Regions from separate parts of the Homo sapiens genome. Here region 2 is linked to region 1. The links are chromatin loops, found by intact Hi-C in ENCODE. Cell type or tissue: GM12878. All regions are shown on one strand. Links, peaks and the distances in the headings refer to the core of each region. The heading gives the core; the rest is flanking DNA.

Region 1 (4,873 bases), core at 382-4,381:
TTAATAATGCACCAAAGCACTTGGTTCAGTTGCCTGACTAGGAAAAGGAGATGAGGAGTAGGGAGTGAGCAGGAAGAACGTTTTGGTGTCAGTCCCCAGCACAGATGCACCATATGTTGGCACAGGGAGAGGGACGTTGTGATGGGAGGCTGAGATAAAATCAGGCTGAGCTGCCATGGAGTTGGTGCTCAACATAAGCTGCTAAATTGATGCCAGTTCTCTTCCAACTCCAGGGTTTTAATTTGGAGGGACAGAGTAACCCCTCAAGGTCTTGCAGGCAAGCCTAAGGTTGAATCCCAGCTTCATCACTGAACCAACTGTGGGACCTTGCTCTCTTAGAAGACTTTTATATCCAGTCATACCTGACTACCTCAGGTTTGTAAGGATTGAATGATGTCTGTAAAGGATTAGTTCCAGGAGTGTATTTTCAAGGTAACTTCAGTCTATGCTCCCAGGTAAAAAGGTTTGTTTTTTTTTTGGGAAGGAGTCTCGCTCTGTCGCCAGGCTGGAGTGCAGTGGCGCAATGTCGGCTCACTGCAATCTCCGCCTCCCGAGTTCGAGTGATTCCTCTGCCTCAGCCTCCCGAGTAGCTGAGACTACAGGCACGCACCACCACGCCTGGCTAATTTTTTTGTATTTTAGTAGAGACGGGGTTTCACCATGTTGGCCAGGATGGTCTTGGACTCCTGACCTCGCGATCTGCCTGTCTCAGCCTCCCAAAGTGCTGTGATTACAGGCGTGAGCCACTGTGCAGAGCCTTGTTTGTTTTTTTTTGTTTTTTGTTTTTTGGATTTTTTTTTGAGACAGAGTTTTGCTCTTGGAGTTCAATGGCGCAATCTCGGCTTACTGCAACCTCCACCTCGCAGATTCAAGCGATTCTCCTGCCTCAGCCTCCCAAGTAGCTGGGATTACAGACCTGCACTACCATGCCCAGCTAATTGTATTTTTAGTAGAGACAGGGTTTCACCATGTTGGCCAGGCTGGTCTCGAACTCCTGACCTCAGGTGATCCACCAGCCTCGGCCTCCCAAAGTGCTGGAATTACAGGCGTGAGCCACCATGCCTGGCCGTAAAAAGTTTTTAAAAAGAGAAAAGGATCAATTCCACTAGATATTCTTCCATTTTACAGGTAAGAAAAAGGTAAGCTGGACGCAGTGGCTCATGCCTGTAATCCCAGCACTTTGGGTGGCCGAGGCGGGTGGATTGCTTGAGCTCAAAAGTTCGAGACCAGCCTGGGCAACATGGTGAAACCCCGTCTCTACCTCAAATACATAAACTTAGCTGGGCGTGATGGTGCACACCTGTGGTCCCAGCTACTTGGGGGGCTGAGGTGGGGAGGATCGCTTGAACCCGCGAGGTAGAGGTTGCAGTGAGCCCAGCTTGCACCACTGCACTCCAGCCTGGATGACAGAGTGAGACCCTGTCTCAAAAACAAAACAAAACAGAAAGTACCACCTCCCATTCCCTTGTCCTGGAATGTTCTCCCTCTTCATTTGGTTAACATCCATTCATTCTTCAGGTCTCAACCTGCTTGTCACTTCCACAGGGAGACCTTCCCTGACTTCCCCCTCTCTTCTTCCAGTCCAGTTAGGTTCTTCTGCTTACTACCTCTTAAATTACCCTGTAGTTTTCCTTCACAATTGTAACTATAAGGTTACATGTGTGGTCAATTAATTGATGTCTGCCTCCTTTGCTAGACTGTGAGCTCCACAAGGATAGATCCAGAAGGGTATGTCTTGCTCGCTACACTTTGCTTTCAACAAACTGCATCTGGCATGAAGGAGGTACAATAAATGCATTTGTTGGCTGGGCGCAGTGGCTCATGTCTGTAATCCCAACACTTTGGGAGGCCAAGGCAGGCAGATCACGAGGTCAGGAGATCAAGACTATTCTGGCCAACATGGCAAAACCCTGTCTCTACTAAAAATACAAAAATTAGCCGGGCATGGTGGCACACACCTGTAGTCCCAGCTACTCGGGAGGCTGAGGCAGGAGAATTGCTTGAATCCGGGAGGCAAAGGTTGCAGTGAGCCAAGGTCCGTGCCACTGCACTCCAGCCTGCCAACAGAGCAAGACTCCGTCTCAAAATAAATTAATTAAATTAAATTAAATATTTAAAAATAAAGTAACCATAGGAAAACTGGGTGCAGGCTATACAGGAACTCTCTAATATTCTTGCAACTTTTCCGTAAATCTAAAACTATTCTAAAATATAACTTTATGACTTTATTTTAAAATAAAATAAGGCCAGGTAGAGGGACTTACACATGTAATTCCAGCACTTTGGAAGACTGAGGCAGGAGGATCACTTGAGCCCACCAGGAGCTTGAGACCAGCCTGGGAAACATAGTGAGACCCCATCTCTACAAAAAAAAATCCTTTTAATGAGCCAGGTGTGGTGTCACACACCTGTAGTCCTTCTACTTGGGAGGCTGAGGTGGGAGGATCGCCTGAGCCCAGGAGTTTGAAGCTGCAATGAGCTAGGTTTGTGCCACTGCACTCCAGCCTGGGTGACAGAGTGAGACCCTGTCTCAAAATAAATGAAATGAGTATTCATTTATGAAAATAACCGAGCAAACACCTACACCTGAAGTGAAATTAATGAAATATGCATTTTAAAGTGTGGCACTCAAGAAGGCATGCTGATGGTAGAGTGAGTTCCTGGTTTATTTACAAATCACCAAAAGTTGATGAACTCCACTGATGATGTCTGCATCATAAACACCTTAAGTTGTGTCTACATAGGTCAGTTCCGCATAGATTGATAGAGAAAATGTCCTATTCATAGGATGTCTTGTCTTAGCAAAACACTTCGTGTAGGTGCTTTGGTTAACTGCATGGGGGCAGCAGAGCGACATGGAGCGCTCACAAAGCTATGGAGCTGGCCGGGCCTGAGTTCACATCAAATACATACCTCTCACTTAGTAGTTGTGCGACTTTATTTTCATTTATTTATTTATTTATTTTGAGACGGAGTTTCACTCTTATTGGCCAGGCTGGAGTGCAATGGCACGATCTCAGCTCACCCCACAACCTCCGCCTCCCGGGTTCAAGCGATTCTCCTGCCTCACCCTCATGAGTAGCTGGGATTACAGGCATGCGCCACCATACCTGGCTAATTTTGTATTTTTAGTAGAGACGGGGTTTCTCCATGTTGGTCAGGCTGGTCTCAAACTCCCGACCTCTGGTGATCCGCCTGCCTCGGCCTCCCAAAGTGTTGGGATTACAGGTGTGAGCCACTGTGCCCAGCCTAGGTGACTTTAGAGGAGTTACTTAACCTCCCTGAGCATGTGTAAAATGTGTAAAATGGGGTAAATATTGTGCTATAACTTGCTTTGGCAATTAAATGAGATGGTGTGTTAAAATTGCCTGGCCTATTGTATAATAGCAATCTTTAAGAATGTCTGGTATAGGCCCAGCACAGTGGCTGATGCCTGTAATTCCAGCACCTCGGGAGGCCAAGATAGGAGAATCACTTGAGCCCAGGAGTTCGAGACCAGCCTGGGCAACACAGCGAGACCGCCCCCCCCATCCGTATTTAAAATATATATATATAAAATAGAAAAAAAAGAGTTTCTGATATAAACCTATAACTGATATTTGTTTCTTCCCTCCCTGCCTCCTTTCCTTCCTTCCTTCCTTCCTTTCTTCCTTCCTTCCTTCCTTCCTTCCTTCCTTCCTTCCTTCCTTCCTTCCTTCCCTCCCTCCCTTCCTTCCTTCCTTCTCTTCCTCTCTCTCTCCCTCCTTTTTTACTCTTGACATATTTGGGGAGGGAGTAGATAGTTTCTGTTCCGGCAGGCAGTTAACAGAAATTTCACACTGGTGTAGATATGTAGACCCAAACTGAAAACTGAAAATGGATGAATAATAAATACATTGCTGTAAGACTCCCTGAAGTACAAGTCTCGAGCCCAGTACTATTCTTAGGAAAGGGTGAAGGGTCCCAAGAAGATGAGGATGTTCATCTCTTAATAGGAGCATTCAAGAATAAATTTCATTCATTTAACACATATTTACAGAACACCTACATGTGCCAAACAGTGCACTGGCTGCTGGGGATGCAGTGGTGAATAGGTTGGGCATGAACCCTGCCCTTAGGATCTCACAATCTATTCCAGTGGCCACAACACACACACACACACACACACACACACACACACAATCCTGCAATCCTGCAAGTTTCTTGATTTCATACTTACTTGTGTGCAATGCATACTTATGTTTTTATTTTATCCCATTTCATTGAAAAAATGGATTTCATGCCCCACTAATAGGTTGCTTGTGTAGTTTGAAAGGCATGGATCTAGTCAAGGAGATAAATACATAGACAATTATCACACATTGTTATAAGCACAATGATAGAGAAGTATTCACAGAGGCCAAGGAAAATATTCTGAACTTACATATTTTAAATAAAAAAGGTCTGATATGGCTGATGCCAAAACAATGTATGTCCGTAGTGTGAAGTGCATATTTATATTTTATTTTATTAATTTATTTATTTATTTTTGAGATGGAGTCTCGCTCTATTGCCCAGGCTGGAGTGCAATGGTGAGATCTCAGCTCACTGCAACCTCCGCCTCCTGGGTTCAAGCGATTCTTGTGCCTCAGCCTCCCAAGTAGCTAGGACTACAGGTGTGTGCCACCACACCCTGCTAATTTTTGTATTTTTAGTAGAGACGGGGTTTTACCATGTTGTCCAGGCTGGTCTCGAACTCCTAACCTCAAGTGATCCACCCGCCTCGGCCTCCCAAAATGCTGGGATTACAGGCATGAGCCACTGCGCCCGGCCACATTTATATATTTTTATCACCAAAGTGACATTCATATGCTTGCAATATGCATACACATATATTTAGTATGTAATTTGGGAA
Region 2 (4,873 bases), core at 514-4,513, 160 kb after region 1:
TGTGCCTCCACATTTTGAAATTGCTTGAGGCACTACTTATAGCTCTCTGCATTTGTAAAAGCGATTCCTTTGTGACCCCCTACATCGTTGCAGATACTCTACCTCAATCATTATTGGTCCTTAGGAGTGCACAGTATATGGATAGTATACACACATCAAAATACGTCAGCCTTCCCATGAAACCTAGAACATAGGCCATTGCAGTGTTTTTTAGATTACTCTTCCCCTAGGAAGTAGACAAAGAATAAAAATAAGATATGAGCATTTGTATAGCTTTTATTACTTTCCAAAGTGTTTTTTTTTGTTGTTGTTGTTTTGTTTTTGTTTTTGTCTTTTGTATAGTATCTCATTTTATACTTACAACAGGTCTGTGAGGTAGAGAAGGAATAATCCCCAGTTTGCAAGATGAGTAAATGGAAGCTGGGCGAGGTGGCTCACTTATGTAATCCTAGCACTTTGGGAGGCTGAGGTGGGAGGATCACTTGAGCCCAGGAGTTGGAGACCAGCCTGGGCAGCATGGTGAAACCCTATCTCTCTATTTTTTTTTTTTTTTTTTAAGAGAGTTGGCTGGGCATGATGGCTCACGCCTGTAATCCCAGCACTTTGGAAGGCCGAGGCAGGAGGATCACCCGAGGTCAGGAGTTCAATACCAGCCTGGCCAACATGGTGAAACCCTGTCTCTACTAAAAATACAAAAATTAGCTGGGCATGGTGGCGGGTGCCTATAATCCCAGCTACTTGGGAGGCTGAGGCAGGAGAATTGCTTGAACCCCAGAGGCGGCGGTTGCAGTGAGCCAAGATCGCACCATTGCACTCCAGCCTGGGTGACAGAGCAAGACTCCATCTCAAAAGAAATAAAAATACACACACACACACACACACACACACACACACACACACACACACACACCAGCTCTGGGCCCAGCTGTGACTCTTTGCAGCCACAGGCAAGTCTGTTGACTTCTCTGTGTTTCTTGGTCTACTCATATGAAATGGGGATCAGTTCTACTTGCTGTATTTATGTCACAGGAATGAAATTTACATGGAAGAGAGGTCAAAGTATTATTTAAGCACAAACCAATGATGGGTTTCCATAGTTCACATTTTCAGGTAACTGTGGTCTGGACCCTAGAACAGAGTTCTGCAATCATCCCCATATGCTCTGCAAACAGGTCTTGCCCCAGAGTACCAGTTAGCTGACTAGGACAGCTCTAAGGATCTCCTGGGGTGAAACCTCAGCCTCCTCTACTTTCCCAATGGGACAGGAAATGCAGTGGCTAGAGCCTGGGGCTCTATCCAGTGGCCTGAGGCCACTTAGAGATTTGTGGAAGGTATTCCTGTACAAGGTATTGGGTGGTGGTGCTGGGGGTGGGTGGTGGTGCTGGGGGTGGGTGGTGGGGGACACTAGTCAGGACCTAGTCATTAAGAAGAGATAGGCCGGGCTCAGTGCCTCACGCCAGTAATCCCAGCACTTTGGGAGGCTGAGGCGGGTGGATCACTTGAGGTCAGGAGTTCGAGACCAGCCTGGCCAACATGATGAAACCCCCGTCGCTACTAAAAATACAAAAATTAGCCGAGCGTGGTGGCAGGCGCCTGTAATCCCAGATACTCAGGAGGCTGAGGCAGGAGAATCGCTTGAAATTGGAAGATGGAGGTTGCAGTGAGCCAAGATCACGGCCACTGCACTCCAGCCTGGGCAAAAGACCAAAACTCCATCTCAACAACAACAACAAAAAAGAGCCGGGTGCAGTGGCTCACGCCTGTAATCCCAGCACTTTGGGAGGCCAAGGCGGGCAGATCATGAGGTCAGGAGATCGAGACCATCCTGGCTAACACGGTGAAACCCCGTCTCTACTAAAAATACAAAAAAATTAGCCGGGTGTGGCGGCGGGCTCCTGTAGTCCCAGCTGCTGGGGAGGCTGAGGCAGGAGAATGGCGTGAACCCGGGAGGCAGAGCTTGCAGCGAGCCGAGATCGCACCACTGCACTCCAGCCTGGGTGACAGAGCAAGACTCTGTCTCAAAAAAAAAAAAAAAAAGAAAGAAAGATAAAATGTATTTTTGTGGTTGTTGATCATTATTTTGCTGGCTAATGCCACTGCTGCCATCATGTGGGAGTGTGTGTGGAGTGTATGAGAGAGAAAGCATGTTCCCCGGAGCCAATGCAATAAGACCTTAAGACCATCTAACATAGCTATATTCTAATTTAGCCATTAGTCCTCATTACTTAATTTTCTTCTGACTTTTTTTTTTTTTTGGTACATTAATCTATCCATTCATTAACTCAGCTTCTCTTTTCATTTTCAGTTTGGGCTTCCTGTAGACACCCTTTTCCTGCGCAACAGAGCTGGGCCTCCCTTTCTCTAATTTCCCCCTTAACATGCCTGGGGGGCATACAATCCAACCCGCGCCCTCTCCTCTCTTCCTGCCAAGGTTTATAGAAACCTGAGAATCTGAGGGTGATGTCTGGCCGCTGGTCAAGAAGCCAACAGTCATGTGGCTCGCAGATGCATCCTGCATCCCAGTCCCCCTCCCAGCACCCCCAGCCATCCCCCCTGTCTTCCCCCACATCTTTGCCAGAGGTGTGACATGGTCAGGGGGCCCATCTGCTACTCTTTCCCACCAGCTCCCCTGTTCCAGTTCTGGTTGCTGTTAGTTTCCCTGAGGTATTTGCAACCACCATGGCTGGGTAACCACCGATCAGCACAGCTGTCCCCTTGGTCTCCTGTATCCCAGTCACTAGTCCTCCCTGGTCCACCCCACCCTCATCCTCAGGAGCCACAGCCATTTCTTAGAGGGTTTCAAAAGGACAGCCTTTGGCGCCTTTTCCTTCTAACCTTTGAGTCCAGCCCTTTCCAGTTTTCATTCACTCGAAGTAACTGCACTCAAGCTGTGCTCAAAATCGGCAACGCATTTATTTACACCAAGCCCTTCCCATAAAACACAACTGCTGAAGAAAATAGCAGACGTTTCCCCTCTCTCTAACTCTGGGTATCCCACAGATGCAAAAGGGAGAATAAACCTGAATATTATTACCAGCCTAGAGTCTTGAATGATAGCCTTACCGAATTCTTCTTGTGAGGTATTTCAGCATCTCGGGGGGTAATTTCCGGAAGGGCTCCATACTGTCCCAATAAGGTGAGGCCAGTAGCAGGAATAATAAATCCCACTTTGTAGGCTGGAAAACTGAGCTGTCAAAAGAATCAAGTGTTTGGGGGTTTGCTCTGATGAGTCTTCTAGTTCATTTGGTGAATGTCATGATGATTTTTAACATGCATTTTGCATGCATCCCCCAATAAGAAGAGATGAGACTCGGCCGGAGAGAAGAAAAGGCCCTTAACTTTCTTTCCAATTTAAGGAGTTGAGAGTTTAAAAATATTCCAGCCCTAAGTTTTTATCATGGGTCCCATCTGATAGTGGCTTTGGGAACCTCTGTGAAGTAGAGAGCCCTCCCTTGTCAGGGTTATGAGGCACAGTGGCCTTTGGTGTTTGGCCAGTGACAGTGTGAGAGATGGAGTTGACCTGGCAATGATCTGTGGCTAACATGCCGTCTCTCTGCCCTTCCTTTGCAGTAATCCATGGCTGTGTACTGAATAGTATTCCCCGCTACAGCTGGACTGGACTCCATTTAGCCTTTTAAGCCGAGGTTCCTATTTTAACTGACAGCTTTCCTTTGGGGTGCCAGGCAGCGAGGCCCCCCACCCCTATCCTGCCATGTACTTCAAGCTCACTTCTTCTTTTTGAGTTCCGCAACTTGCTCCTGCCTCCCAGCCCCACTGGCACTGACCATGACCACCTACTTCTATTTTTTTTTTAGAGTTTCTTTTTTTGATCACTTACTTTCAAAGCACACAGTCAAACAAGGTTATGCCAAATTTCCAGGCCTTTTTGAAGTATTGAGAAGGGGAAGGGGATTTCTCACTTCAATTATAGATCATAATAGGAAGCAAAAAGAAAAAAATGAAAAGCAAACATATGCACGCACTTTTCTTGTTGACAAAGCAAGAATATAGGTTTGCTGTGTAGGTTTGGTGCTCTATTGATTGGTGAGTGACCAGAGCAAGTATGAAGGTGATGCTGCCAAAGCACAAGCCAGTTTCTTGGGAAAATTCAAGTTACAGTGGAGTATTTTTTTGAAGACCATATGCTTGGAGGTAGAAACAAACCAACGACCAAAAAAAAAAAAAAAAAAATCTGCTCAGATACTCAGCCAGTAGCTCAGAGAGATGCTGAGTTAGGCCTGTCAGGTCTCCTTGGGAAAGGCTTCATATTTGCAACTTTGATGATTCTATGTCCAGCTTCAGAGCTGCTTTCCCAGAAATTCACGCTTAAACAACCAACCGGTAACCACCACTTCCCCACACCGCCGCCCGGTAATTATTTGCATTACAAACCGGAGGCGCCCTCATTTGCATTTGTGTACAGATTAACTAGTTAAGGCTTGAGAAGCTCTGAATAATTCAAAAGTATTAGACCCACACAGCCTTGGAGAGACCTTCAGAAACTAAGGAGGAGTTTTATATTAAGGGAGACATTTTAGTCAGTAAGACGATATAACCTACTTACTCCGTAAGGGGAAATGAAGGCCCAGAGAAGGGAAGGGACTTGACCGAGGTCCCACTTCTGTTTCGAGGCAGAAGCCAGACTAATTTTCATGCCTCCTGACTCCCAATCAGTTTCACAAAGGGATTCAATCTGTTTATATACGTTACATTCCTGGATACGAGGTCTTTTGATGTTCAGAGTAACTGACTAGTTAGTATTAGAAGACCCTCGAGGTTTTTTTCCACAGAAAAACATCTGAAGATGGATTGGGTGAGGGCTGGCAAAACGAAGGCATGCCGGGCCAGCTCCTTAACCCAATGACCCAGTGAT

The links. Peaks named below come from ENCODE experiments on the same cell type or tissue, not always from the same donor. Only the 100,000 strongest peaks of a DNase experiment are listed, where the experiment ranks them.
Region 2: it touches region 1 in a loop (9-fold over the local background); 6 of 110 quality-filtered maps call a loop at or near these places.

What each region holds. Positions count from the first base shown.
Region 1 is chrX:119,777,868-119,782,740 of GRCh38, reverse strand. No RefSeq gene overlaps it. Among named protein-coding and RNA genes, the nearest start is that of SNORA69, 7.2 kb to the left of the region's middle. In GM12878, for the core only: a CTCF peak has its summit at 2,843; no DNase peak of the experiment used is centred there.
Region 2 is chrX:119,617,484-119,622,356 of GRCh38, reverse strand. SEPTIN6 (septin 6) reads left to right here. Exons shown (of 11, transcript NM_145799.4): 11 at 2,306-4,873. Among named protein-coding and RNA genes, the nearest start is that of NKRF, 13 kb to the right of the region's middle. In GM12878, for the core only: a CTCF peak has its summit at 2,102 (motif pointing left); a DNase peak (open chromatin) is centred at 4,368; H3K4me3 peaks cover 319 bases; H3K27ac peaks cover 2,423 bases.